Linked DNA regions of Mus musculus: region 2 is linked to region 1. A link is a loop called in an ENCODE intact Hi-C map of the cell type or tissue named here. Cell type or tissue: gastrocnemius. All regions are shown on one strand. Each heading gives the region's core, and the rest is flanking DNA. Links, peaks and the distances in the headings are about the cores only. Region 1 overlaps Mertk (MER proto-oncogene tyrosine kinase). Region 2 holds the start of Mertk (MER proto-oncogene tyrosine kinase).

Region 1 (15,545 bases), core at 4,725-12,724:
GTTTGTTTTTGTTTTTGTTTTGAGACAGGGTTTCTCTGTATAGCCCTGACTGTCCTGGAACTCACTTTGTAGACCAGGCTGGCCTCGAACTCAGAAATCCACCTGCCTCTGCCTCTCAAGTGCTGGGATTAAAGGCGTGCATATATATATATATATATATATATATATATATATATATATATAGTATATCTATCATTATAGCATCCTCATACCTTCTCTTTTCCCTCCCACTCCCCTTCCAACCTTCTTGTCCTCTCCTTTAAACACACACACACACACACACACACACACACACACACACACACAGAGTCGAGTTAGTGCTGCCTGTGTGTGCATTGGTGTGAGGCCATCCATCAGGGCATGGACAACCTACTGGTGCCTCCTCCTCCTCCAATGGCTCCTCAGCAAGGGGTGGGGCCACGAGAGCCCCTCCCCACCAGAGCTGGAAAGACGACTGACTTGCTCCTATGCACGTAATCACCATCCCATTGGGAGTGCATGTAGCCATGTCCTGTCTGGACAGCCACCCACCCCAACCCCACAGCTCTTGCATTTCTCTACCCCTTCTTCTAGGATATTCCCTGAGGCTTGAAGTAGCTGATATCAATGTCCCACATAGGACTGAGCACCCAACAGTTACTCTCAGCTCTTTCACCGTTCCAAGCCACTGTGTTGACAGCTGCCCAGTGCAAAAAGAAGTTCTGTGAGCCAGGTTAAGCATAGCGCCCAAGTATAAGTGTTTAGAAGGCAACATGACCATATGTCAGGGGAGACGTTTCTGATATGACAAATGTTGGTGGTCAGCACTGCGTAGGGAGTTAAACCTCAAATTAGACAGAACCTCAAACAAGTTTGCAAGGACAACATTCTTTCAAAGAGCCTGCCGGGCGTGGTGGCGCACGCCTTTAATCCCAGCACTCGGGAGGCAGAGGCAGGCGGATTTCTGAGTTCGAGGCCAGCCTGGTCTACAAAGTGAGTGCCAGGACAGCCAGGGCTACACAGAGAAACCCTGTCTTGAAAAACCAAAAAAACAAACAAACAAAGAGCCTGTCTCATCCCCTTCGTATGAAGGGCGATAAAACAGAAGATACTGGTGTCTTGCCCAAGAATAGCTTCCATCCAACCCTTACTTCTGGGTCTGTACTTTATTTTTTCCTCAAAGTCCCTTACATCTCTCATTAAGAAAGGGAAGAGCCCAGCGTGGTGGCACACGCCTTTAATCCCAGCACTCGGGAGGCAGAGGCAGGTGGATTTCTGAGTTTGAGGCCAGCCTGGTCTACAAAGTGAGTTCCAGGACAGTCAGGGCTATACAGAGAAACCCTGTCTTGAAAAAACAAAACAAAAAACAAACAAAATTTATAAAAAAAAAAAAGGGGGGGGAGAAAGAGCTAGAACAAGTAAAGAAAAGAAAGGAAGAAGAAAAGAAGGAGAGGAAGAAGAGGAGGAGAAGAGGAAGAAGAAAGAAAAGATTCCCCCCTCCCACTACACCCCCACCGCCAGGCAGGTCTCACCCAGCAGCCTGCGGTGTGTCTCTGGTGTTTGTTTATTCCCTTCCTCTCGGTTGCATCCAGCCCTGTTCCAAGCTAGCAGAACACAATGACCTGACTAGTTTCTTCCCATTTCCTCTCTCAGGCTTTTTACTTTGAAAGCAGACTTGAGCGTATACACAGAGAATGAGAAAGGCTCTTTATAGTAAATGCAAAAGACAGTATGGGAGTTTGGGAGAGTTAGTTGTCTACATTTTCAAGTGTTCAAGGCTATGGCTGAGAACACCATCCATTGTGGTGAAGGGGAAAGTGTGATAACAAGCTTCAATGCCGGTTAGATACAAGTTAATAACAAGCTGACTCAGAAAATGCTGTTACATAGAAATAAGAAATTTAGCTAAAGGTTTCTGCCTTGATTGCCCCACCTACCTCCTGTGAGTGACAGGGGGCTTACTAATGGGCTAAGCCTGCACAATTAAGAAAAAGAAAAGAAAGAGAGTTGTACTTCTAATTCCATCACAACTCTCGTTTGCCGAAGCGGTGTCCTGTAATGTGAAACATACTAGCATGGACTCTAAACCGTGTGGTTACTCAAACGTTCTAAATTCTGGCTCTTACATTCTCTAGACACAGGTCAGGAGCAGGTTATGAAGTCTTTCCAAGCAATGGCTTCCTGGCCTAGACATGAGGATGACACTGGCACCCATAGTATAAGACACACAGTAAAGGGAGCAGATATATACAGGGCTGGAAACAAGGCAAGTGATCAACATGTGGTGGCTGAGCCAGGAACTGAGATGGCAGAACTCCACAGTTTATGCCCTGGGCCTGCCCCGCCTACCTCCTGTGAGTGACAGCTCTGCAGAGGAACTAGAACTCACTGCTCAACCGCTTCCACATCTTCTCAGGGCCTATATAATCTTGACTCCTTTATTATTGTTATTTTTCATTCATGAACTCTTTTCAAATTGTTTACGTATCCACTAACTTATTGTGCATGTTTGTCCACGTGGTGGTCAGAGGACATCTTTGTTGGTTCCCTCTTTCCACCATGTCAGTCCTGGGGATCAAACTCAGGTCACTGAGCTTGGTCACAAGTACCTTTACCAGCTGAGCTATCTTGCCAGCCATTCCTCTATGGACTCCTGGGATTGTTTTTCCAGGTCCCTCAATGCAGTGGTAAGAATGGGCAGAGGAACTGTGGGGAGGGCCAGCCATTAAGGAAACTCCTTTGCAAAGAAAGGTTATCAGGGCTGCTGGTGACAGCTCTCTCCCCAAATCTGAAGCATGTGGAACACACCCTTCCTCATCTGCATTTTATTAGGAAGTCATCTCAGTCGATCAGTTGTAAAACCTGGGACATTAAGTAAATCATTTCTCCCACACACATGATGCATGGATGGAGACATGCCAGGCTTCTCGTGAAGGTCAAAAAATGAAGGCAAACCTGCCATTTCACTTAACAAACACTTTTACATTTAATACTGTGGAAAAGAAAACAACTTTTAAAAAGCAACATTGATTCTGTACAAATGTTAACACTGAGGGATACATTTTGAGTTCTGCAAGGTCAGTGAAATAAGTCATCTTTTATTAAAATATAATCTCCTTGGCTCTTTCCACCATATACATATATATTCTCTCTTTAAATAAATATATTATGTATTTTATTTATATTTTTCTTGTGAATGCATGTTCGTGTGTGTGTGTGTGTGTGTGTGTACAGAGAACAGCATCAAATATCACTCCTCAGGTGCTGTCCACCTTTTTTTTTTTTTTTTTTTTTGAGACAGGCCTTACTTGGCCTGGAACTCACCTGGGTAGCTGGCCAGTGAGCCTCAGAAATCCACCTGAGACCACCTCCCCAGCACTGAGATCACAAGTGTGTGCTATCACATTCAAAGTTGTGCTATGTTGGCTCTGGGGATCAGACTCATATCCTGACACTTACAAGTCAAGGACTTTACCAACTAAGCTATCTCCCCTCGCCTCTGTATTTTTATTCTGTACTGCTTTGGGGTCTTGGGATGAAATATAGGACAGTTCACAGGTTAAGCACAGAGTTGCTGAGCCACACGCCTAGCCTTGCTATTGATTTACTTATTTTTAGATTTATTTTGATTCATATGACTGCGTGAGAGTATGCCTCGTGTGTGCAGATGCCCTCAGAGGCCAGAAGAGAGTATCAGTCTTCTAGAACTGGAGTTACAGGTGGTTGTGAGCCTTCTGATTTAGTTGCAGGCAACTGTATAAAAGAAATCTCTATAAAAAGTTGTCTCTCAAGACCTTGGTTATGTATTTGCAAACCTGACTTGACAGCTTTCACCTGGTGCTGTCCGGCCATGAACTCTACTTGGTAAGGAAAACAAGTACCAAAACCTCAGGTATAACCAGTGTAGTGGTTTGCTTAAGAATGGCCCCAATACGCGCATACATTTGAATGTTTGGTCTCCAGTTGGTGGAATTGTTTGGGAAGGATTAGGAGGTATGGCCTGTTGAAGGACTTTTGTCACTGGGAGCAGGCTTTGAGGTTTCAAAAGATAGGTGCCATTTCCCAGAGTGCTCTCTGTCTCCTGCTTGCTCTTAAAGATATAAGCACTCAGCTGTTCCTGCCATCATAACTTCCTTCTGCAATCATAGACTCTAACCCCCTGAAACAGTAAACCTAGTTAAACACTTTCTCTTGAAGATTGCCTTGGTCATGATGTTTTATCAGAGCAATAACAAAGTATCTAAGACCACCAGATCCCAGGAAGCTGTATTTGCTTGGTTCTCTCATGCCTCCTCTCAGCTGGCTTCACATCAGAACTTCAGAGTCTTCCAAGGAGTCATCTACAAATAAAAGTTCATCTGGTGATGGGCTCCCCAAGGGTAGTGTACTATGGTGAGACCAGGAGACGCCATTTTTGGTGAGTCTGTCCTCCGGTAAGACACCATCCTTTTCAGGTGTGACTGCAGCAAAAGGAGTGGAGGACACATCTTCCCATTCCTCATTGCCCCCATTCAAGATGTATCTTTCCTCACGAAGGTTGTTCTCGTGAACTTCTGCCGTGACCACGCTGACGGCAGCGCCTGGTGTGCAAGAGGCAATGATGGAGTCAGGGTCAATGTTCATGTCTAGCCCCGTGAGTGAGGGCCCATTGGCTATGCCCTCGCAGCTCTCTAGCAACTGGGTATTGATGTAGATGATGGATTCTTTGTCCTGCGCATCAGGCAAACTCTCGGAGAGCTTTTCCAGCTGCAGCCTCAACACAGAGAAGGTGGGTCGATCCAAGGGATCAGCACTCCAGCAAGAGTACATGATGTCATACCTGATGATAAGACACAAGTGAGCGTTACCTGTCACAGACCCAAAACCTGTATGCAGCCATCCCTTCTGCCTCAACTAATGTTTAATGTCACTCCATTTTAATCAGCATTTCCTTCACCTTTTTATGGAAATGAATGAGTTTTGGTGGAGGTGGGTGGGAAGAAATGGTCTAATAGTTATTCAACTTTTAAAATGTTTTAAAATGTTTCAGGTGTGTGTGTGTGGTAATATGTACTTGTACATGCGTGTATAGAGGCTTGGGTGGGCATCTGATATACTGTTCTATTCCTGCCCATTTTATTGCTTTGAGACAGGGTCTCTCACTGAACCAGGGACTTGCTGTTTTGGCTAGACTGACTGGCCAAGAAGCACAGGAATTCTCACGTCTCTGCCCATAAGAGCACTGAGGTTAGAGGTACATCACTGCCATGCCAACCTTTTTACATGGGTGCTGGGGACTGAATTCCAGTTGTTATGCTTGTTCAGCAAATGCTCTTACCTACTAAGCCATCTCAGCAGCCGCTGGTCAAAAAAAAAAATTCTGTTGCTAAAAATAGAAGAAGCATTTGGCAATTTTATCAACTTTTGCAAATAAAATGGATTTAAAGTCCTTTTCTTATATAGGCTTGGCAATCAAACCAATCATCTTCTCTGTAAATAAAGTTTTATTAGAACACAGCTATGCCTATTTGCTGTCTGTGCTTTTGCTATATTGTAACACTGAGTGGTTGCTACAAAGGGCCCTCAAAGCCATAGGCTCATCTATGTGAATGCTTAGTCTGCAGTTGGTGAAACTGTTTGAGAAGGACTAGGAGGTGTGGCCTTGATAGAGGAGGTTTCAAAACCCACACCCTTTTCAGCCTTTCTCTCTCTGATTTATGCTTGTGCATGGTCATATACTCATCTCTGAAACTGTAAACAAGCCCCCGATTAAATGCTTTCTTTCATAAGTTGTTTTGGTCATAGTGGCTCTGTACAACAATAGAACAGTAACTAAGATACTTACCAAACAAGTTTGCTAACCTTTGTCTACCATTAAACTGAGTTGTTACCAAGAGCGCTGAGTTATTTGGACCAGTGGACTAAGTAAGGGAGACCCAGAGCTAGAGTGGGACATGAAGGGCGACTGAGTGGTAAGTACTGTGTATCGCTCCCTTCCCAGCTTCCCAACAGCTCCGTGTAAATTATAGTCCATGCCCTGGCCTTACCTGGAGCATCAGGATGAGGTGAGGGTTGGGCAAGCCCAATACACAAGCGCTCCTCAGGAGATTCTGCTGAGTTCTATAGGGGTATGTGCCTCTCTTCTGAGCAACTCCATCCCCAGTATTTAGTATCACTAAGACTACAATTAAGGGCCATGGGAAGGAAATGACAACAGGAAATTGCTGGGCTGAGAAGGATTCACACCAGCATTTCATTTTGAGCCTTCCCTGCTTTGGGAAATTGATATTAATATCACTGGATATGAAAACTAAGGTGAGGGGCTGGAGAGATGGCTCAGTGGTTAAGAACACTGGCTGTTCTCCCAGAGGTGCTGAGTTCAACTCCTAGCCCCAAAATAGCAGCTCACAACTATTTCTGTAGCACCACGGGATCCAATGCCGTCTTTTGGTGTGCAGATGTATGTGCAGACAAAATGTAAATGCATAATAAATAATCCCTTAAAAATATAAAACCAGCCGGGCGGTGGTGGCACACGCCTTTAATCCCAGCACTTGGGCCTCCAGAGGCAGGTGGATTTCTGAGTTCGAGGCCAGCCTGGTCTACAAAGTGAGTTCCAGGACAGCCAGGCCTATACAGAGAAACCCTGTCTCGAAAAACCAAAAATAAATAAACAAATAAACCCGAGCTGAATCTGAATTATCTGATGCATGCTGATTACTGGCTTTCTTAGGAACAAAAATGTGCAGTTCTCACAATCTATAGATCCTTGGGCTAATTCCTTATATACAACACACAGATCTCATCTGTGCAGACATGCTCACGACCTTTCATTGATGTATTTTTGCAGCCCTAACCAGGACTGTTACTTGATTCTGGAACTTGGAAACTCACACACATACAAAGGGACAGGACCTCAACACAGGACCCCACTCTGACACCTGCCTCACAGCCCTGGGTTTCATCTTAGCCTTGGGAGCTCCTTTGAGTCTCTCTAACTCACTCTCAGTGGCCAGTAGCTTAGACTGGGCAAACAACGAAAGGTTCTGTTTTAGAGGTTTTCCTCACATCAGTCAATCTGCAAGACTCCAACTCTGCACAGAGCCTTGCTTGTTTGCTCGAACGGGCTTTGAGAGATTCAGTCCCTAAGAACATAACATCCTTCGCATTTTCATGTTGAGACACCGGGCTGTTTACTTCTCTTTCATTTACCTCACATCCTAGAAGAAAGTGCTAAGTGACTTATCTTTATAGAGAATAGTGGTAGTACCATCCTTTCATTTCTAATACTTTATGAGAATATAAATATGTGTGTGTGTGTTGTGTGTGTGTGTGTGTGTGTTATAAGATAGGACCTTGCTATATAGCCTGGGCTGCCCTCAAACTTTTGACCTTCCTGCGTAAGCATACCTCACTATGCCCATCTTAAATATGGCCTTGAAAGATATCACAAGAGCCTGGGAAACCACAGAAGATGATATCCAGAAACAATCCATGACCAGATTATGATGGTAATCATCTGTCTGTGGTACTTAGGGTGTTACCAGGGCCCATGTGCATGGTAGGCAAGTTCTCCACCACTGAGGTACCTCAGCTCTGATCATAATATTTGAGAAATCATTTTTGTTGCTGTCTAAGCAATGAAGGAGGACCCCTGGGGAAGGGAGATGAAGGTTCTGCACAGAACATAGTATTTATGTCATGATGTCATCATGATGGTAATGCAGTTCTGGGTTTCTGTGATCTGTCAGTATCAGCAATGAGAAAAGAAGATGGAAATTCTGGGTTTCATATATGTATATGTATATATGTGTGTGTGTGTGTATATATGTGTGTGTGTGTGTATATATATATATATATATATATATATTAGATATTTTGTCTGAATATATGCCTGCGTGCCAAATGTTTACATTGCCCATATAAATCAGAAGAGGACATCAGAGCCCCCGAACTGGAGTTATAGACTGTTGTGAGCTGCCATGTGGATACTGGGAATTGAACCCAGGTTCCCTGGAAGAGCAGTCAATGTTCAGTCAATTGCTGAGACATCTCTCCAGCCCTGTTTTGTTCTGTTTTGTTTAGATAGACTCTTGGTATGTAGTCCTACCTGCCTTAAAACTTAACTATATAGACTAGACTGATCTCTCAAATTCACAGAGATTGGCTTGCCTCTGCTGGGATTAGAAGTGTGTGCTATCATGCCCAGTGAGGAGAAGAATTCTCAATGCTGGAGAGTACCTGCTGGCCAACAGGGCCCTGTGGGGGAATAAAACTGCCCTATCAGAGGGTGAAGGATGGCTCTTCATGCCATGGAGGACCACTGTGGACAGCTGGTAGGGAAGATTCTGAGGGTGCCAGGGAGACTTTAAAGAGCTCAGCTAGGGAGATGTCCCATAGATGTTGATTCATACACCACAGAAGGTGGCATCCTGGGCAGTAGGAAGCAAGACTGACAGTCTGGTCACTCCATGGTAGAACTCCGTGATTTATATATGTGTATCCTTTTCTCTGTTTCTCCTTCCTTCCCTGTGTCCTTCCCTCACTCCCTTAGCCCTTTGCTCTACAGTAGTGGAGACTGAACATACAACTTTGTGCAGGCTAGACAAGTTCCCACTACTGAGCTACATTCCCAACTGACATTGCCACATTTCAGACAGTTAGCTTACAGCAGCCAAAAAGAATCACCCATAAGGAGTGCACTCTTCCTAGCCATGTTTGGACTCCGAGACACTCAGAATAGTCAGTGTGCATGTGTCTGTGATTTTGTGTTCATGATTGTGTCTGTGTGTGTGAGAGTATGTGTGTGCGAGTGAGTGTGTTTGTGTGTCTGAATGTGTGTGGATTTGTGGGTGCAAGTATGTGTTAGTGTCTGTATATGTGTCTGTGAGTGTGTGCTGGGTGTTACTCTGTGTGTGAGTGTGTGTTTGTGTGTATAAGTATGTGTGAGTATGTGTTTGTGTGTGTGTGTTTGTGTATATGAATATGAGTATGTGTATGAGTTTGTGTGTCAAGTACAGAAGTTTCTTTTGGGGTGCTGTTGCCTGTCAGCATTCCCATGAGGAATAAAGCCTGCTCCAGCAGCCTGCTGACCACATCACATCTGTCAGCCCAGGGTTTGTCAGAAATCAGAAACAGGGGAATGACAGTCTGTCTATAACCACCTGGGCCCCCAGCCACAGGGCGGTAGCTGACTCCACCAGCTAAAAGTGTTCTCAGACAACACCAGCTCAGCAGTGGCTTGTTTTAGTTCGACGTGAAACATAAAAACCACCATGTGACACAGCTTGGAACTCACTCAGGCCCACACTGACCATTGCAAATGTCAGTCTCTGCTGCTGTAGGGGGAACAGCGGAGAAAGAAATCACCACAAAACTTCCTGGGCAGTGTGGCGGCACAGCCAGGCTTCCTCATTTCCAGAAGCCAACGTTTCATTAACACAGCCCTCTTCAAAATGACTGTGAAACAGTAGGACTAATTTAATCAAGGCCTTAAGATATTTTTCAAGAGATTTGCAGCCTTTGTTTCTGTTTGGTATCGAATATCTTCAACCACAAAGCAGGCTGTGGCAGGGAACAAAACAATCCTCCTTGTGTTTGGCTTGGAGTCTGAGCCATAGAAGTGCTTAGGAGGTTGTGTACAAAGTGCCCTGGCCTGTGTGCTGAATGAGGCAGCAGAGAAAGAGCTTGGGATGGGGCTGAAGGTCTTGCAGAACACCAGCATCCCTCATGCTGTTCCATGACAGGGCTAGCTCAGGCCTACGTTGTTATAATGTTCTTGTTAAATATGATGAGAATATCCCAAACCTTGGAGGAGACTCACCAAAGAGAGTGTAAGTCACCATTGAAGACAGAACTGCACAACATTGTATCAAAAAGCTCAGCAAAGTACTTAGGGAGACCAAACTAAGGATGAAGCTGTGGTGATGCCCCAGTAGATAAAGCATTTGCCTATGTGAGAATCAGAATTTGGATCCTCAGCAGACATCTAGAAGCCAAGTAGTTTCAGTGGCTGGCCTATGTTTCCAGCCACCAGAATGTGAAGACAGGGGATATTCAGGGGCAAGCTAGCTAACCAGACAAGCCAAATCCATGAGGTCCGGGTTCAGCAAGAAACCCTGTCTCAGAAAAGGGAGATCTATTGAGGAGGACACTTGACACCAATCTCCAGCCTTCAGATAAACAAACACACATGACAAATAACATGACACACATGCATATCCTGCCCCTCAACAAATATACAGTGATAGTTACTATTTTCAACTTCTCAAAATCTATAATCATAAGAGAGATGGGCCTATCAGCATGAGTGTGAAATATGATCTTGATTACTTTAACACTATGGGACAGTCATGTTAATCGTGTGTGGGACCATTCCCTAGGCAGGGGATCCTTGGCTGTATGAGAAAGGGGGCTGAGGGGTAGCAAGAACTCCTTACTCTTTCTTCTTTACTTTGGATGTGATGTGACCAGTTGTGTCACGCTCCCATGATCCTGACTTCCCTGCCATGATGGAAAGCACCTTGAACTTGGAGCTGAAATAAACCCTCCACCACTCCAGTTGCTTTTGTCAAGATACCACAGTTCTCCCAAGAACACATACAATGTGGCTTGTGATATGAGATACAGAAATGTCAAGCCAGCTGCCATGGTCACACATGTGGATAATTATTGGACAGGGCCTGACCTGATCAACCACAAGTCCTGGGTCTCTTCCCTTTGATGCCTGGCATTGAAGACTGAGAGAGGGCTGTGTTGGTTGGATGTGCGATGTGATGGGAGGTAGGAGAATCCACAGCTGGCCGGGCATAAGTCTTCCAGGGAACACACAATTTCTAGACTAACTTTGTACCAATACCACCACACCCTCTAGGCACAGGAATAAGCAACTGCCTTGTCAGAATACTTCCCAAGCAATCCCCAGAGCCATTTTGTCCTCAAAGGCACTGGTGCAGATTCCTAAGTTTCCCAATAAGTGTGATCAGTCCTTTTATATAACATTTGAAATGCTATCGAGAAAAAGGGTTACTGGGTTCAAAGTGAGTAAGGATGAAGGACCCCAGAACCTAATATACTACAAAGGGAGCCTATTTATTGGCACCATCTACTTCCTAGTGATGCTCATGTTGTTTGTAAACACACACTGGTACCTTGCCTTGACTGTGCCCACTGGTGGAGACTGAGACCTTTTGGATGAGTGAGCCACAGCAGGCTTACAGAAGCTGGACAAACACCTCCATCTGCATTAGGAATGTCTGCTGGCCTGAGGCTTCTGGTAGAGGCATTCTCTGCACAGGCTCTCTAGGCTAACAGCAGGCCCCACTTGTACCAGCCAGCACTGTGTTTCTCAGGTCGTTTCATAGCCAGGTAGCTGCCCCATGCAGAAAGCCCAATGACCCCGGGATGCACACTTACAGTTCATCCAAGCAGTCCTCAGGCTGCTTCAGCCTGTGGCCGTGGAGAAGGTAGTCGTACATCTCATGGTTCTGAACTCCGGGATAGGGAGTCATTCCCCGTGTTGTTATTTCCCACATGGTCACGCCAAAAGCCCACTGAGAACAAAGGCACAAGAAGTTAGGACAAAAGTCTTTCCACAAAGGCTGAATGGACTTTTTCATGGGGAAAGGTCATTTCCTTAAGGCCCCGATGACGAAGCACACAGAGCTGGTAATTATGTCTGAGGCCCACTGTTCTCCTGACACAGCAATACATGGGGTTGAAGCCCCATAGTTAACCGTTCTTACTAAAGCTGTTCTGGGAAACCTGGCCAAAGGCAGACGGGAGCCTCATCCCATATCAACACTGCTTACTTAGCACACTGCTCTGCTCTTACTGTGGTGTGCTTTCTCTCCCCAAGCTTGGATCAAGGGTATAATTACACAGCATCTGTTATATAGCATCTGGGTTCCAAAGGCTACTGCGTGAACTCATTCACTTTAATGTGAATATCCTAGTTATGGGCAATAAGTCACTCATTTGTAGCAAAGAAACCTGGGAATCTCTGAAGGTCACATGCAAAGCAAATGTGAGTACGCTACCACATCGTACTAGTTGTCCTGAATTAAAGATGCTATGTAAAGTGAATAAATAAATTAATTAATGGAAAAAAAATGAAAGCCAGGTATAATGGCATACATTTGTGATCCTAGCTACTGGGGAGGCTAAAGCAGGAGGATTGAGAGCTCAAGGGCTTTCTAGGTGACACAGATAGACCTGGCCTCAAAAATAAAAGGTAGAGAAGACTGGAGAAATGGCTCAGTGATTAAGACACTGACTGATCTTCTAGAGGACCCAGGCTCAATTCCTAACATTCATATGGACACTCACAACCATCTCTAATTCCAGTTCCAGGGGATCTGACAGTCTTCTGGCCTCCATTGGCACATCACGGTGAACATACATACATGTGGGAAAAGCAATCATGTACATAAAAATAAACAAAAAGTAAAAGGGGCTGGAGCAATGGCTCAGTGGGTAAGGGCACTTTCTGCTCTTGAAGAAGACCCAAGTTTGGTTTCCAGCATCCATTTCGGCTCACAGGCTGTGATTGGCTCAGACTGCAGGGGGTCTGATGCCTCTAGCCTCTGAGAGCACCTGCTTCCATATCCACATACAGATATCATACCTACACACATCATTAAAATAAAATTCAATCTTAAAAGTAAAGAAGAGGTTGTGAAAGTAGCTAGTGTTCTCATAGCATGTGTGAGGTCCCAGAGTCAACCCCAGAACAAGAAAAAGCAGAGGAATGAGTGAATAAATGAGATAAAAGCGTGCTCTGAGCATGCTCCCAACCCTCGTTTAGTCAGAGCGTAACTCCCTACATCCCCAGGCTCAGTCATGTCTCTCAGTGTGCCCCTGTCTATCAAATCAAAGCTATGCACATACCACGTCACTTTTGCTTGTGTAGACTCGGTCCGCCAGGCTCTCGATGGCGATCCACTTCACAGGCATTTTGGCAATGCGGCCTTGGCGGTAATAATCACCACTGTAAATCTTCTTTGAGAGGCCAAAGTCTGCCACGCAGACAGTCATGTCATCCCGCAACCTGTGAAAGGTAAATTCTGGTCCTCAGCGGAACAGGGCATTTAATCCCAGGCCTGTACCAGATGTGGTTCAAAATGGATGAAACGTGACTAAGACGACATGAGGAGATTTTGGATGTGAATCAGTTGGTAAAATGCTGGGCTAGTATGCACAAAGCCCTTGGTTAGATTCCCGAGCACAGCGCAAATGGAAATAGCGGGGCATGTAGGGCAGAAGTTCAGGGTCATCCTCAGCTGCTGGTCAAGTTCAAGAGCAGCATGGGATACAGGACATCTTTATAGGAAGAGGAGGGGGAAGGGAAAGAGTAAGGAAGAAAAAGGAAGGAAGAGGAGAAGGGAAAGGAAGAAGGAGGAGGAAGAAGAGAAGGGGAAAGAAGGAGGAGGAAGCGGAGAAGAAGAAGGAAGAAGGAAAAAGGAGGAAGAGGAAAAAGAAGAGGAGGAGGAAGAAGAGAAGGGGAAAGAAGGAGGAGGAAGCGGAGAAGAAGGAAGAAGGAAAAAGGAGGAAGAGGAAAAAGAAGAGGAGGAGGAAGAGGAGGAACAGGAGGAGGAGCAGGAGAAATGGACCCCATGAGCCATGAGCTTGGGGTAGGAAGCAGCTTTGAGGTCAAAGACATAGCAAATAATCGGGAGAAGATATTACTGTATTTCCATCACTCTGGCCTGTGTGGGGCTGGCCCAGCAAAGGCATCCAGGCACAGTGGCTGGAGGCAGGAAGGTAGGGTAGGACAGAGATATGGCAGAGCAGGAGTAGAAGGAACAGCAAGTCGCTCCTCCTGATCCTTTCATGGATTGCATCAAGCCATCACCCTCTGTCTGGAAGCAGCGCTGGACCTGTGGACCAAGCAAGGCGGTGTGGAGGCAGAAGAGGAGGCAAAGTCTGAGAGGAATGGGAAGCACACGTGGAAAGATGGTGCTGAAGGACTGCTGGCTAATGTGGGCAGCTGTGGAGGAAGGAACTGGAAAATTAAAGGGAAATAAATGGTAATCATAGTTCACACCGGTAAAATGGGTCCTAGACAAGAAGGAAGGGGAAGAGAAAGAAGAGAGAAAGGAGAGAGGAAAGGAGAAGGGAGAAGAGGCAGGTGTCAGAGGTATCCTTATCTTTCTGACATTAACCCTTCTTTCTTCCTTCCTTCCTTCCATTCTTTTTCTTTTTTAAGACAGGGTGGCCCAGGGTGGCCAGGAACTTGCTGTGCAGCTGAGGATGATTTTGAACTGTGGACCCTTCTGCCTGTCTCTCGAGTTCTGGGAATACAGGTATGCACACCCAAAAGACCCACGTTCTTAGTTCAGGACAAACTAGACAGGCAGTTCTCCTACCTGGTAGGAAAAACACGAAGGAAATGTTAAAAGAAAAATAAAATTTCATGACTCTGTATCCACACTCAAAAACCAGTAATAAAGTCCAATTCCCTCGGGGTTTTAAAGACTAAATTAAAGGGGGAAGGGGCTGTGGTTGATAAGAGTGAGTAGCCAAGTCTATAGTCAAACCTCTGACTAAGACAAACACACAGGGGCCACTCCCTCTTCTCACAACCGGCAAGCTAAAACCAAGGAACAGTTAAGGTGTTTGCAGATCTACATCAGGAGGTTCTGTCAAAACAGGTAAAGACACGGAGAAAATTCTAGTCCAAAGTTCTCACGTAAATCCTTATAATTCATCACTTGCTGTGGTAGAGAAGCTTCTAGATATTTAAGGTTACCAAATGTTATCACAAGGGTTGGGTAGATATGAACAAAAGTTCCTGGAAAGGAACTACACCTCCCATTGAACCTTCTAGAAGGCCGATTATCTGGTTAGAAGTTCAATGATCGAGGAGGAGCGGTTGGATTGTTGCAGGGCAGAGATTAACTACAATCTATCTTGAGTTATATTTAGCTCACTTAACTGCCAAGTCTCTGCCCACCTCTGTGTCTGTCCAGTGATCATCAGAGGAAACCGCTCTGGATGTATTAATTTAGCAGACCAACCAAAGCCAAGAATGTCATCACCCGGCACCTGAGCCTATAGCAGAAGTTTTCCCAGGCTGCCGACCCCTGCCTACCCCATGTTCCCACCAATGTATTTGCAAGTGTGTTGACTTATGATTTTCTTTGTTATGTTAGTATAAAAACCTGAAAACAGTCACCACTTTAGAATATGACATTTGAGGTTGTTGAATCTGTATTCTCAGGCCATGGTCACTTGTACTTGACTCTAGAACACACCATTTCTTACCCTCCTTGAGGAGAGAGCTGTGTGCTAACAAAGGCATGGGCAAACAGTCTTTAGAATTTTCATTACTGTTGTTCAAGTTATACTATGGTTAGCTGACTTACATATTATTATGGATCCAAAGCTAGCTGATGGCAAAAGACCCCAAAGATCAAGCGCCTAGTGCCCCTAGCCTAGTGACAAGGAGAAAAGAGACTAATCACAGAGAGAGCATTGGATGCTAGCCAGACTCTTGGAGGCAGAAACAGAAAACCCCCAAGGTAGAATCAGAGGGATAGAAACCCCATACAAAGCAAGGTACTCTGCCCCCTCCCAAGCCAGATGCC
Region 2 (15,545 bases), core at 4,486-12,485, 93 kb after region 1:
ACTAATTACATCTGGAACCAATAAAACCCAAGCAACAGGGCATACCTGTGAAGGCTTTCTTGACCGGCTCAAGTGAGGGGAGAAGACCCAGCCTAAATATGGGCCATGCCTTCTAGCGGCCATCTACACAAAAGGAAGCAGAAGAAGAAAGCTTTTGCTCTTTGCCTGCTTGCCCTCACTACATACAGATATGTAGGTAAACATTCATAACTTAAAAAATATTTTAAACTGGGGGCTGGAGAGATGGCTCGGCCGTTAAGAGCACTTACTGCTCTTCTGAAGGTCCTGAGTTCAAATCCCAGCAACCACATGGTGGCTCCCAACCATCCGTAATGAGATCTGATGCCCTCTTCTGGTGTGCCTGAAGACAGCTACAGTGTACTCACACATATAAAGTAAATACATCTTTTTTTTTTTTAAATCTTAAACCCAAAATAAAATGAATACTTTAAAAATATTGTCCCTTTTACATGGTGGAGCCTTCACAAGTGGGTCTGCATAGCCAGAAAGGAGAGATGGGGGGTTGACCAGAAGGAGAGGTCCCATGTGTCCAAGGGCAAGGAGGAAGGTCCAGATGAGAATCCTGGAGGGGCCAGGGAGTGAAACCTCAGCCACATTGACAAACCAGCTACCACCTGCCCTGAGGAGGGCAGACCTGTCTAGAGCAGCCTTGGGAAACAAAGGCTCTGTCCAGATGTTCTACCACAGCAGCCTGCTAAGCTGACACAGAAGTGGCATTCTGAGAGGGAAGACTGCCTCTAACCCACAGCTCAGCACTTCACCTTATAAATAAGTGTCTATGTTCACTGGAAGGTGTACAAAAGTTGGGGGCTATCTTAATGTCATGAATATTTGCCAAAACTCATCACGTTCCACACTTAAAATTTTGTGTTTCTGGGGACACTTTCATGGCAGCCCACAACTTTCTGTAACTCCCATTTGAGGAGTTCTGACACCCTGCTCAGGCCTCTTAGAACTCCAGGCATTCATGTGTAGCAATACATACATACATACATACATACATACATACATACATACATACAGGTAAAACACCTATATACATAAAAGGGTTTAAATTTTTTAAAGATTTATTTATTTTATGTACGTGAGTATACATGTGAGACAGTGAAGACACTGTCTCTGTCTTCAGACACACCAGAAGAGGGCATCAGATCTCATTACAGATGGTTATGAGCTACCATGTGGTTGCTGGGATTTGAACTCATGATCTCTGGAAGAGCAGATGGTGCTCTTAACCACTGAGCCATCTCTCCAGCCACAGGATTTAAAAATTTAAGGCTGGTTTAACCCAACAGTTGGAAATTTTCTCTAGGAAAACCTGAGAGATAAGTAGATTGGGGCTTTCAAAAGAGAGGCTCAGCAGTTAAGAATGTATACTGCTCCTGCAGAGGACCCAAATTTGGTTCCCAGCATCCATATCTGGGGGCTTATTAATCACCTGTAACTCCAGGGAGAACTGATGCCTCTGTTCCCCACAGGCACCTGTACCCGCATGCCCCTTCCAATACACAGAAACATATGTGTGACATCATGAATTGTTAAAAAATATATATTATTGTACAGCATTAATATGTGAGTGGCATATTCACATATGTACCTGTAAGGATAAATGAACTGAGATGTGGCTCAGTTGGTAGATGTATGTAGGAAGTCCTGGGTTCTAGCTCCAGCAAGCACGGCATAAACCAGACACGGTACCATATCTCTGTGATCCCAGCACTCCAGAGGTAGAGGCAGAAGGATCAGAAGTTCAAGGTTATACTCAGCAATATAAAAAGTCACAGGCCAACCTGAGCTACATAAAAGCCTCTCTAGAAAAGAAACAGAAAACCAGGCATTTCCATCTATAATGCCACTAATGAACTTGACATGAATTGAGTCTAAGAGGGTTGAAACAAGTGAATAACAGTCTGCATTGCTAACCTTTGACTTCTTACACTGGGCCGTAGGGTCCTGAGAAAACATTACTTCCTATGCCGTACTTAGGCAAGTCTTCCGTATAGAGACTAGAGAATAGGTTAGAAAAGAAAAAAGGCAATGGCAAAAAGAAAACGTCAAGGATATTTATTGGTTGGCCCACCTACTTAGAATCACAGCATGCTTGTGTGGTGTGGTTTAGAAAGAGGAAGCTTTGCCCTGTTATTCTTCCCGAACATTCTAAAACCATGACTTCAACTGGCTTGGAGATCCAGTCCAGAGTTCTCTCTGGCTTAAGACCCGCCCCTTCCCTTGGATAAGCACAACTACCTTAGTCCTAAATTAAGGGCCAAGTTCTTCCTACACTTCCTCTTGGAAGGTAGGAAAAGGCTCCCCAGCCTTTTGCAAGTATCAGACTTTAGACATACTGGCTCTAGCATGGCCAGACAGGGCAAGTCCCACTCCCAAAGGCAGAGTCCATAGGTCCTGGGCTGCCCTGCGCAGTTGGGCTTTGCAAACGTTTTGTAGATGAGTTTAAAGCTCACCTTACTAGCTGGGCGGTGGAAGCACACGCCTTTAATCTCAGCCAGGGTTATAAAGGGAAAGTCAGTCTTGAAAAACAAAACAAACAACTAAAAACACACCACTTCACCTCCTGTTGATAGCCTCTGCCTCAGTCGAGTTTTGGCTTGCATTTAACTGTGTATAGCACATTGTCCGTCCGTCCCCCCCAAACATAAAATTACACCCTAACACTAAATGAATAGATGTTTAGAATTGATGCCAGTCTCCCCCCAGGCCCTGAGGCTGCTGCTGCTTTCTCTAAAATGCATGCCCCATCCCATCCACTCCAGGAAAATTTAGAGTCCTCCCTGCTCCTCAGAACCCAAGAGCCCACACTCGCAGCACATTTGATGGGAAGACCTCATGGTTTGTTCAGGGAAGTCTACAATTTTTAATAAGATGACTTTGCATTTCAAGACTATTCTATTTCTCCAGCTAGAGCTGGTGGGGCTGTTTCACTGAGGGGGGTGGGGAACACAGGCAGACAACATGGACACTACCAACACTTGAAGAGCCAACTGAGTGATCGTGTTTTAAGTCTGACTCAGCCCTCAGTCTCCATTTCCTCGTTGCAGAATGGATACCGACCGCTGCTCAGTTTCAGAATCAGGACTCAGCGCTCTGGGCCAGTTTCAAGAAAGTGTTCCACCTCCTTCGCCTCCAGGTAGAAATGTGTGCTACACAGACTCTCATCTATCTGCTCTGCCTGCTGATAAATGGGCACAGTAACCTAAATAACCCTGCAAGACAAAATCTAACCTAAGATGAGAGCCTCCATCTTGGTCTCCCAAACTGGCTTTTGTTGTTGATATTGTTTTAACTAGTTCTAAATCCAATGAGCTTCCTTTTAAATTTTGCTCGTAAAATTTTAGAGAACTTTAATTTCATCCACCATTTCCAAATCATGTGGAGAATTGTCAAATGCTTACAGGCTGGTTTCATTTCCTGTGTACCCAGAGAGGCTGAGGGTCATTTACAGCAAAACTGGAACACCAGCCACCAGATACAAGCCGCAAATGGGGAATCCATGAATATTTATCACCTCCCAGAGAGTTTCTTGAGCAGTGTGAGGACAGAAAGCAACTTCAGCTAGTGTGAGCCCGTTCTAATATTCGCCACAAAGACAGCCTGTTCTTGCTTGTGAAACTCCTCATCAAAGCCATAAAGGAGGCCGGTCTGCGGTTAGTAGCTTTAACTAGAAGCCCTGAGGCTTAAGATAGCAAAGCAACATTTTCTCCAAAACAAACAAGGCTTTCCTTTGTGTGTCTAATGAGGTGAGAATGTGTCTAAGGCAGATCCTACCACGCTTAGGGTCCCTGGTAATTAGAGCTTGCAAGACCAAGCAGCTCCAGGGTGCCCAACCCATGGCTGAATGTGGCTGAAAGTAGCTATGAGTGCAAACCAAATAAAATTGTAAACTAACTTTAAACATTTTGATGTTTGTGTGTGTGTGTGTGTGTGTGTGTGTGTGTGTGTGTGTGTGTGTGTGTGATTTTGTTTAATAGCTCAATTGCATGTTTTCTGAGTGTGAGTAAACCCTACATGTGTTGTAATTGTCAAAAGGTTGGATATACCCGCCAGAAAAGGGATCTGTATCAGAGAGCGTTTACCTAATTGTACACCTGAGGCCCATCAGTTGTGGACAGTCCCTCCAGAGGGGAAACTGGACAGGAACTAACTCTGTATGGACCACATCATGCTGGGCTAGAGAGCACCTCTGAAGAGGCCAGCTGAGAAATCCTGGAAGGTTCTAAGTACAAAGAGACACGTAGGCACATCAAATGAATTGTTGGGGTGGGGGGAAGCATTGTTGGGGTAATGAAATAAAATGGGAATATCTTGTTTTTGGATATAAAACTTCTTGTGTATGACCTTGACCTACATGTAGTAGTTTGAATATGCTTGACCCACAGGAAGTGGCACTATTAGGAGGTATGGCCTTGTTGGAATAGGTGTGGCCTTGTTGTAGGAAGTATGTCACTGTGTGGGTGGGCTTTGAGGTCTCCTAGTGCTCAAGCTCTGATCAGTGCAGAAGAGACCCTCCTTTTGGCTGCCTGCAGGAATCCTGGGTGCCTTCAGATCAAGACTTGTTAGCTCCTCCAGCACCATGTCTGCCTGGATGCTGCCATGCTTCCCACCACGATAATGGACTGAACCTCTAAAATTGTAAACCAGACCCAAATAAATGTTTGCCTTTATAAGACTTGCTTTGGTAATGGTGTCTTCTCATCAATAACCCAAACTAAGACAGAAGTTGGTACCTGACTAGAGGAGCAGAAGTATAAGGATGAATCTTAATTATCTGGAATAGCCTTTATAATTTCCCGGTGACTTCTAATTCACTAGCACCTTTAGCTACTGAAACCTCTCTACTCACCCTCTCCTGAGAGCTCAGAGAATATAAAAGGCCCATGGTGAAAAATTATATTTCAACCTTGTAGAGGTAAATGCCTTTGTTTATCTTGATCCAACAATTGTGAATGGCAATGGATTAGGTGGCCTTGTATATGAAACGCTACAGTTTGGAGGGAAGTAAGGAAAATTATTTTGCTGCTTGGTTGTTCTTAGCATCTCTGGATAAGCTGATAAAGGAATGAGATCCATGATAAACTTGACCAGCTCCAGATTCAAATAAACAATCTAGAAGTTTCTAGGTGCGCCCTTGAAGAGAATCTTCTTTCCAGCAGCCATAGAATTCAAGTTGCAGAAAAATCAAACCAAAGCCCTCAGATAAAGATGGGTGAATTACAGTGATTAAATTAAATCTCAGCCTCAGAGGGTGTCAGCAGTTAAAGTAAGGGCATTAATTGACAAAGAATGGATCCTATAACTTGGAATGGGGATGTGTGGGAGGACCCTGTTGAAGCTGAGAACTTCGAACCTTTAGATTCTCAAGGGTTTAGCTCACCTAAAGCAGTAGTACCCTCAACCCCACCCTTGAAATATTACTCTTTTCACCTGAAGAATATAAAGCCTTCACTATCTGATAAACCAGCAATGATTTTTCTCTTAAGAAAATGCCAGGCAAGACAATACTGGTGTTCCTCAAGGCCCACCAATAGACCTATAACCAGACTCAAGGCAAAGCAGACCCATAGCAGAGAGATAGGAAGTGTAGTCCATTAGGAAGTGCTTAATGAGTTTGCTAGTACATTCAAGCAGAAGTCTGGGGAGTATGTGTAGAAATGGATTTTAAAGGTATGGAAATAATGGTGGAAGGAACATAAATTAGATCAGGCTGAGTTTATTGATATGGAAGCTCAATTGATTAAAATAAGGTATCAGAAGTTTGTTTGAATGGTTGGCTGAAAGGTTTATCAAAAGATGGCCTTCAGAAAAGGAGCTGGAGATGCCTGATATCCCTTGGCTTAGGGTTGATGAAGGGATTTTAAGGGAAATTGCGCTGCTGGAGTGGGTACACTGTGTAAAACCTAATCCTCTATAATGGGGAGGCCCAGGAGATATGCCCTTCACAAATCCTATAAGATGCAAACTGGTGAGAGGGGCAGCGGCACATTTGAAGAGTTTTGTTGTTCCCCTTTTCCTTGTGCCAGACCTTAGGGTTAGAGATGCTGCTGCTCAATTGGATGAATTAAATGCAATGGATTTAACTGGGCTCTGAGGTAGTGGGGCCAGGTGGCAGCACGGAATCGCCAGAGGCAAGGTGATCGTAGTTATCATAAAGGGCAACATAGACAAAACACTGGACGTAATGTCCTAACCTGTAATGAATGGTCAGCACAGGCAGGGTGAATTTTATAATGGCATGACTGGTAGAGACCTTTGGTATGGCTAATTACTCATGGTGTTTCCAGGCATGAAATAGACAAGAACTCTACTGCATTTCTGTTTGATCTGTATTATCAGAAAGATTCTCAAACAAATGAAAAAAGTTACCCTGGATCATGGCAAAAGGTAATCTCAGCCAGTGAATCAGGTTTCCAGGCTTGAGCCAGTTTGCAGACCGATTGAATGAAAGAAAGGGTGGCTAGGTTCCCCTGAGGAAGGATCTTGGTAAGACACCTAAAAGTTTTGCTGTTAGCTTTCTTCAGTTCTTCCCTAGAGGGACCTATGGCCTTTTACAAGGGTAACTGCAGAATGAGAAACAGAAACAATTGGATAATGTTTTTGTTTTGTTTTTTTGGTTTTTTTTTTTTTTTTTTTTTTTTTTTTTTTTGGTTTTTCGAGACAGGGTTTCTCTGTGTAGCCCTGGCTGTCCTAGAACTCACTTTGTAGACCAGGCTGGCCTCGAACTCAGAAATCCGTCTGCCTCTGCCTCCCAAATGCTGGGATTAATGGCGGGCGCCACCACCACTCGGTGGATACTGGTTCTTAACTGATGCCGATTCCGGGAGACCCTAAAAAACACTGTGGTCCACCAGTGGGGTTTATGAAGACCAGGTTATTAATGAAGTTTTGGCTAATGTCCTGATTCACAGTAGGTCCAATAGGTCCCTGGACTCACTCGATGGCTATTTCCCCAGTTCCAGAATGTATAATTGGGATAGATATACTTAGAAGTTGGCAGAATTCTTATATTGGTTCCCCAACCTGTGGAGTAAAGGCTATTTTGGTTGGGAAGGCTAAAGGGAAGCCTTTAGAGTTGCCTCTGCCAAAGAAAACAGTGAATCAAAAACAGTATCACATACCTGGAAGTACTGCAGAAATCAGTGCCACCATCAGTGGCTTGAAAGATGCAGGGGTGGTGGTTCCCACATCTCCCATTAACTCTCCTATCTGGCCCATGCAGAAGATAGATGGGTCATGGAGAAAGACAGCTGACTATCAAAAACTAAATCAGGTAGTAACTCCAATTGCTGTACCAGATGTAGTGTCCTTACTTGGGTACTAAGAGACCTCAAAATCTAGCTATACAGTGACAAACTTCCTCCAAGAAGGCAACACCTATTCAAAAGAGGCCATACCTTCTAACAGTGCCACTTCCCATGGGTCAAGCATTTTAAAACCACCACATTACACAAAGGCAACATCTCTGTTTTTGGCCTTTTTCTTGCCTCTGCCCCATCTGCCCCTCTACCACCTCAAGACTTGCAGAAAATCCCTTTGATCGTTGAGTCAAATGATGATAAATGAACAGGCAAGAAGGACAATAACATACTTTGGGAGTAAATGTAGATTTCTTGATGAGATCATCAAGATCTATTCACCCTGCCTTCATCACTAAGATACTGCAACCTGAGGAGATGACCCAGATGAAGCTGTCTGGGACTTCAAGTACCCACACACCCACTGAGCCCACCAACTGACAAGAGGTCAGGGGAAGGGGACCAACAGGCTTCCATCTGCTCAAAGTTGGAAGTGAGTATAAGGTCCCCACAAAACCAGAGCTCTTGCTTTGGTAAAGGACTTCCCACCTAGCACAAGCCAAGGGATAGACTGAAAAACCAAACAAACCACAACAAAAACTAGACCCAGTGATCAAAAACAGCCTCGCTTGATAAGTTTCTCAGGATTCTTAGTCCCTAAATGGAGCTCACGGATCGGAAAGGATCTACCCTGCAGGAGGATGCATGTTAAGTGTTTCAGCTGCAGGCAAAAGAGCAGGCACAATGAAGGGGAACCACAGGGTACAGACTTACCTAAGGATAGGGGCTGATGAATATCCAGCGTGAGAGAGGAGAGACTGGGTCTTCCTCCGAGCCAGCAGAGATCTCTGATAGCACCTGCCATCAATCGACAAGCAAGACAGCACCCAGGACCTACCTTCCTCCCTACTTTCCACAGCCCAATCTACTACACACAGACCCTCATATCTGCACAGAATTAACAATGCTCATTTTCTTGCTGAGGCCGCCAAAGGAAAGGAAAGACCTAGATTCGGTCACTTAAAAAGCCGGAACCAGAACAAATAAAAAAACAAAACAAACCCACACCCACTTTGGCACAGAGCTACATAGGAAAAGTGGAGCCAGAATTGGACCTCATTTTTGTGCCTTCCTGTGAGGCACATGACAGGAAGCTATTCCTCTGGCAAGTCAAGCCTCTACTGCCCAAGGAAGGTAGGGGGCAGGGGTTGCTAGTGCCAGTCTCTACTGGGAAAGCCTGCTCCTAGTTGGGTATTTTATTATTTTAAAGATTTATTTATTTCATATATGTGAGTACACTGTAGTTGTCTTCAGACACACCAGAAGAGGAAGGGCACCAGACCCCATTACAGATGGTTATGAGCCACCATGTGGCTTTGGGGAATTGAACTCGGGACCTTTGGAAGAGTAGTCAGTGCTCTTACTGGCTGAGTCATCCCTCCAGACCTCCTAGTAGGGTTTTGCTAGCAGAATTACTAGGAAGCAAAATGCTAAAGGGCTGTAGCAAAGGACTTAGGCACCCAGAGTAACCACCCCACAGCCTCTTCACCAAATCACTGCAGGGAAGGAGTGTGGGAAAACAGGATCTAATATAGTCCAGGGTGGCCTCAAACTTGATATGTAGCCAAGGGTGATCTTGAACTTCTTCTTCTTTTTTTTTTTTAATTTTATTTATATGTGTATACTATAGCTGTCTTCAGACACACCAGAAGAGGGCATCAGATCCCATTACAGATGATTGTGAGCCACCATGTGGTTGCTGGGAATTGAACTCAGGACCTCTGGAAGAACAGTCAGTGCTTTTAACTGCTGAGCCATCTCTCCAGCCTGATCTTGAACTTCTAACCTTCCTGCCTACACCTCAGACTTCTGGGATTATAGTTACATGTCTCTGTGTGTGTGTAATTGTAAATTTATTATTACAGAATTTCATACTTGTATATACTGTATTTTGATGATATCTACCACCCAAATCCCCTCTTTAACCCCTCCCAAGTTCACATCCTCTTTTTATTTATATTTTACAGCTTACGCTGAGTCTAATTGGTGCTGCAGCGATCACATGAGTGTAGGTCCATCCATTAGAACATGGGCAACCAAGAGCCACACTCCTAAAGAAAATTGACTCTCTCCTCAAGCAGCCATCACCTGCCAATAGCTCTTCAGGTAGAGGTGAGTCCTGGTGAGCCAATCTCCATACCTGACTTATGCAGTGATGAGCATTTCGGCCAGGGTATTGCTCATGCTAGACAAGCACTCTACCCAACGGAGCTACATCTGAATCTTTTACCCTCATAGTTCAAGGTTGTATTGAGGAAGCATTCCAGTAAAGAAAACAAACAAACAAACAAACAAACAAACAAACTTCTACTCAACATCTTTTGTCTAGGAAAAGGAATTACCCACCCCAAGTCTGCAGGCCTAAGTACCAGGGAGCACCATTGGTAATTATGGTACTAACAGTTCAGTATTTACAGTGTGTTGTTTGCTCATCTCATCTTTCGAGGATGTCCTAGTTTGCTTTTCTGTGGCTGTGATAAGAGGCTGACCAAATCAACTTGGGAAAGTAAGGGTTTATTTGGCTTGCAGGTAAAGTTAATCAGATCATCAGTGGAAGCCAAAGCAGGAACCTGATGGCAAGAATTGCAGTAGAAGCCAAGGAGGAATGCTGTTCATTGGCCTGTTCCCTTGGCTTGCTCAGCACCTTTCTTATACAGCCCAGGACCACCTAGCCAGTAATGGCTCCATCCACAGTGGGCTGGGCCCTTCTTCATTGTTGAGAAACCTTGCTATTAAGGTGGTCTACTATGACCAGACAGCTCCTTGAGCTCGGCCCAAAATGGAGTGTAGGACCCCCTTTTCCAGCCAGGCTGCTTCTTCTCCACTTGACCTTATCTGGGGAGCCCGCCCCCACATCCTCTACCTGAGGAATGTTAAGTAGTCTTTGGTGAAATTACAGGTTTCATCAAATTACTCCCTTTCTCTCAATAAGAACCTGCCCAGCGAGCTCCTGGGATGCTTCTCCATGCAAATGAAGCGTTCCCAGTACCTTAAGCCCAGCCAATGCACACTCACCCTGAAAATCCTTTCCCACACTCCAAGGTTCATAGAGCCCTGGTTCACCTCAAATAAAGAACACAAGCTGTGTCACTGAATCTAAAAGAGAAGCCACGCACCCCCACACACCTCCCAGGCATTCACAGCAGAACCAAGATCCTGCTGGCATGTCCCCCAGGGAGGAGGTGGAACTTGGAACCACACTTCATCAATTAGCAATTAAGAAAAGACCCCAATAGATTTACCCATACGCCAATCTTCTGGAGCTGACCATCCTTCATCCTAGATATGTTTAGGTTGTGTCAAGTTGACAAAAACTTACTCTATGAAAGTGTCCTGCTGTACCAAAAATAGTCTAGGGGTTATTTCCTCCATATAGATGAGGTCCAACCCAGAGCCATGTGTTTTAAGTTATGATGAAACTATAGATCTTATCCAAAGTCAAGGTCCTCGGAGAAATTTATTTATTTATTTATTTATTTATTTATTTATTTATTTATTTATTTATTTTTAAATCAGTTTTGGAGACTGGGGAGATGGCTTGGTGGTTAAGGGTGTGTACCACTCTTGCAGAGAACCAGAGCTCTGTTGCCAGCACTCTCTTTAGTGGTCTCCAACTTCCTGAAACTCCAATTTCAGGGGCTCAGACACTTTCTTCTGGCCTCCTTCGGCACTGGGCATGCATAGGTGCATATACATACATGCAGACAAAACACTCATAGACAAGAAACAAAAATCAACAAAAACTTTTTAAAAGCTGTTTAGTGCTAGGAAGGTGACACAGAGGTGGCCAGAGCAGCAGCAACCAGGGGGAAATGACTAGAAATGAGTCAAGGGGGGTGGGGTAGGGGAGGTCCTGTGAGGCTTTACAGGACCTGGAAATCTGGCAAGGAACAGGAAGCCATTGGAGGATGTTTCACTTGGGGACAACACAACTGGGTTTGTGATGAACACCCGCATCTGTCTGTCGTGTAGGGACTGGCTGAGGTACACGAGTGTTCAATGTCCCAACTCATCTTTCCTACCTGGCAATCTGTTGTGACCACTAGCCCTCCTTCCAGAACTATCTAGAGATTCTTTCAAAAAGTAAGGCTTAAAAACCTAATTTTGAGTGAGTCCCAGGACAGTCAGAGCTATATAGAGAAACCCTGTTTCAAAAAACAAAACAAAACAAAAAAACCAAACCTAATTTTGAGCTGGAGAGATAGCTCAGTGGTTAAGAGAACTGACTGTTTTCCAGAGGACCCAAGTTCAATTCCCAGCACGGCTCAGAACTCCCTGTAACTCTGATTTCAGGGACCCAGTGCCCTCTGGTCATCTCCTTGGGAACTATGCATGCACATGATGCACAGACACACATACAAGCAAAACACCCATACAGATAAAATAAAACTTTTTTAAAATTAAAGCTCAATTTTGTTAATTCAAAGGCGGTTATATCGTGCTTACTATCTTAAAGAACAAAATTCATTCACTCATTTATTCAAATGAACCCTACTTACTTCCAAAAAGCAAGAGGGGTCACTTAGAGTTCTTGGAAAAAATGTTTATAATAAGTTGGAATGTTTGTTTTTAGTGTCAATTTAAGAAATCGACCATTTTAGCTGGGCGGTGGTGGCCCATGCCTTTAATCCCAGCACTTGGGAGGCAGAGGCAGGCAAATTTCTGAATTCGAGGCCAGGCTGGTCTACAGAGTGAGTTCCAGGACAGCCAGGGCTGCACAGAGAAACCCTGTCTCGAAAAACCAAAAACCAAAAATTAAAAAAATCGACCATTTTAAAAGCCGGGTTTGTTCTCAGGGTTCACACATCTTAGTCACAGATGAAGTCACCAGACTGGCTTCATTTTTATGCACTTTCAAACTTCTCCTTCATCCTCTTTCCCTATCTGACCCTCCCTAGGGACACTGTGTGCCCCTTATACAGCTCGGTCGCCCCCTTTCCCTCCTCCCCCCACACCGTGGTCCAAATCAGGGGCCAAGCAGAGAGGAAAGACTGGGACTCCTGAAACACGTTCTCAGCAGCTCCAATTCAGGTAGAAAAAAATTGAGAAACTTTCATTCTTTCTCAGCGTGCATTTTAAGCCTTTCTACGGTTGTCTATGTCTGTCAGCTACAGAACTTCATCACACGTTTTCAAAACTTAGAAAATAAAGCATAGCAGGGCAGTGGTGGCACTCGCTCACCTTTAATCCCAGCACTTGGGAGGCAGAAGCAGGCGGATTTCTGAGTTCAAGGCCAGGCTGGTCTACAGAGTGAGTTCCAGGACAGCCAGGGCTACACGGAGAAGCCCTGTCTCGAAAACAAACAAACAAACAAACAAACAAAAACAAAAAGAAAATAAAGCATAGATTTAAAAATATCAAACAAAAGCTTTGGTTCCTATCACTCTTCCCATGCTTATGACAGTCACAGCCTCCAAAATGACGCGTGGCCTGCTAGGGCTAGTAGCAAAAGTATACCCGACTTTCAGCGGATTATTAAGAACAGTCCTGGCAGAAAGGCTGAGGAACTTTTGAGGGTTTAGTAATGGAGAATAGAGTGGTCTCAGTTCTTAGCTCGTTTTTTGGCTGTTGATGTTTGTTGCAAATTGTCACGTTGCCTCAAACTACAAATTGCTTATGTAATTTAATGTGCAAGGAAAGAATTGTTTAAAAAAGAAAAAGAAAAGAAAAGGAAAGAAAAGAAAAAAAAGCTCATTTGAGCAAATGAACTTTGAGAGGAAAAATGAGGTTTGTAGCTAAACCATAAACCAAACTTTCCTTAAAAGACAAACTTTAGTCTACCAGATTCAAGATCAAAGAGACAAAATTACACTCCGAATAGAAACAGATCTTTTAGGGCAGGAGCAATACCTGAAGGAACAATACCTGAAATGTGCTTGCTTATAGTAGTCTTCCAACCCCTCCTGCGTCTATTTCTTTTTGGAAAAACCTTGTTTTGTTTTCCCCCCAGCAGCTTCTTTACAAAGTGCCTCAGTGTCATCTGTTGGAGGAACCTGCCATACTTGTTTGCGCTAATCAATCCAGCATGTCAAATTGAACCGCTTGTGAGAGCACTTGTGGTCTGAGCACTTGTTTGTGCTACCCAAACAAAAAAGATTCCGCTCCACAGTAATAATAGTGAAAGGACCGTATCGTCCCCCTCGGCTTTTTGCAGGCTTCTTACACTCACAGACAGGCTGTCCCTACAAAGGAGGGCTAACACAATGTTCAGCAGAGCCCAGGGGAGAAGCCAGAACTAGTCTTTCCCTGGCGGGACACCTAGCCTCCAAGCAACGCCACGCGCTAACGGTGACATCCAACTTTTGCAGCTACTTATTGGTTCACGGCGTGGAATTACCTTGGAATCCTCGGTCTATGATTCGCAGAAACCCCGCCAAAGCTCGGCAAGGCTAGACAGTGTTGAGGGTAAAGTTCTTGGTGCATGCCACGCCAGACCTGAGTTGCATTTCTTAAAGGCTCAAACTTCGCTGCTCCCAGAGCGCCCAACCGGGCTTGAGGTCTTTCTCTGTGGTAATGGGAAGCTCTCGGTTCCCATCGGTTCTACTAAGACGTGCACCCCAAGACCCGGCTAGGGAGCCCCCATAACCCTCTACGGCTCGCTGGAATGAGTAGCAGCTCCCGGAGACCCTGCAACCTGCACTCACCTCCACTCCAGAGCGCGGGTAGCAGCAGCAGCCCCAGTAGCAGTGGGGCCAGAACCATCGCGGGGCCGCGGATCTGGCAGTTCTCTCCGGACAGATGCACGTATCCACCAACGTCCCAAACTCGCCAGTCGCCGAGGGCGCGTGCGAAGCGCCTCAGTCCCGGCCGCCCGGGCAGCAGGCGCCAGAGTGGCAGTGCGGAGTTGGGGATCGCAGGAGTCCTAAGTTAGAAGAGGCGGGCCCAGGGCTCAGGCCCGGGAGGGGCCAGCAGGTTGGAGTGGACAGGGGCGGGAAGGGGGAAGGGCAAAGAGAGCAAAGAAGGATGGAACTGGAGGAGGGGGCGGGAAGGGGAGGATCCAAGGACAAGCCCTAGGGAGGGTGGAGGGGCGGGGCAGAATGGAACTTGGGTCAACTCCAGCAGGTTAACCCCTGGCTTGAGTGTGTAGGAAATCTGGAAGGGAGGTGCTGGAGGAGATGGAACAGAGCTAAGGAGGGCCACCATCTTGAGCTAAAAGGACCGAGAGACGGAGAGGAAGGGGAGGGGGCTAAGAAAGAAAATAATCGGGAGGATGATCTCTGGCTACTTGGTTACATCAGAGGAATCTCACTCTGTATGGGTAGGTAGAAGGGATTGGAAAGGGTAGAGGCCGAATTTAGTGGAGAGCGACGGATGCAACTCCAAGACCTTTAAAGGTTAGTGGGTCCAGCTGCTTTGGAGGGGCAGCGATTCTGCAGTTCAGGCTCTACTGGCATAAGAGGTCCTAGCAGCTGCATTCCAGAGGCTGTGGCCGCCGTGGCAGCACACCCTGCTTGCCAGGTCCTCCCCCTGGCTACTGAAACGGAGTGCAAGAGCGGACCCTGGCGTCAAGATCTTGCAACCTCCACCCCAGAGGTTAGCTCGGGGAGAACTAAGCCGAATCCTGTAAGGAAAGAGTTTGAAACAGGGATGGAAGAAAGTGCTGTTACAGGAAAGGGTGGGAGGCCCAAACCACGGCATCAGATTGTGAATCTCAAAGAAACGGAAGGCGTATGAGGCTTTCTTAAAGGAAATAGAATGATTTGTTTTTCTTTGGAGATAAGATCACATTAGAGCCCAGAGTAAACCACCCTGATAAATTTAAAGTATTTATTACTGAAACTGAGGACAGACCCATACGCACTGTGATACAATAAGCTCCTTGCATCTCTAGCCCTGCAGGAGGACATCAAACCAGAAGCGCTGGATTAAACAGACCCTTGATTGGTGCTTGATGTGAAAGAGCCCAGTTTACTGTGGATGGTGCCATTCCCGGGTAGGTCATTCAGGGATGCATAAGAAAGCAAGCTGAGCAAGCCAGTAAGCAGTTCCTCTATGGTTTGTGCTTAAGTTCTGGCCTCCAGGTTCCTGCCTCGAATTCCTGTTCTGACTTTCCTTCATGATGCATTTCAACTGTAAGCTGAAATAAATTCCCAAGTAGCTTTTGGTCATCACAACAATAGAAATCTACGTAGGACAGACAGGGTCTTGCTATGCTAC

Evidence for each region. Hi-C counts contacts between places; a loop is a spot of excess contacts. Peaks named below come from ENCODE experiments on the same cell type or tissue, not always from the same donor. Only the 100,000 strongest peaks of a DNase experiment are listed, where the experiment ranks them.
Region 2: a loop joins it to region 1, with 2.3 times the contacts of the local background. A loop is called at or near these places in 3 of 42 quality-filtered maps.

Annotation. Positions count from the first base shown.
Region 1 is chr2:128,790,407-128,805,951 of GRCm38, reverse strand. Mertk (MER proto-oncogene tyrosine kinase) reads right to left here. Exons shown (of 19, transcript NM_008587.2): 17 at 12,847-13,006; 18 at 11,374-11,510; 19 at 2,945-4,798. The coding sequence ends at 4,285. Among named protein-coding and RNA genes, the nearest start is that of Tmem87b, 20 kb to the left of the region's middle. In gastrocnemius, for the core only: no CTCF peak of the experiment used is centred there; no DNase peak of the experiment used is centred there; H3K27ac peaks cover 1,442 bases.
Region 2 is chr2:128,697,591-128,713,135 of GRCm38, reverse strand. Mertk (MER proto-oncogene tyrosine kinase) reads right to left here and starts at 14,221. Exons shown (of 19, transcript NM_008587.2): 1 at 14,033-14,221. The coding sequence starts at 14,090. Gm39931 (a long non-coding RNA gene) reads left to right here and starts at 14,634. Exons shown (of 5, transcript XR_001783466.2): 1 at 14,634-14,722; 2 at 15,220-15,321. RefSeq lists an enhancer at 1-961. In gastrocnemius, for the core only: a CTCF peak has its summit at 8,514; no DNase peak of the experiment used is centred there; H3K4me3 peaks cover 1,541 bases; H3K27ac peaks cover 1,256 bases.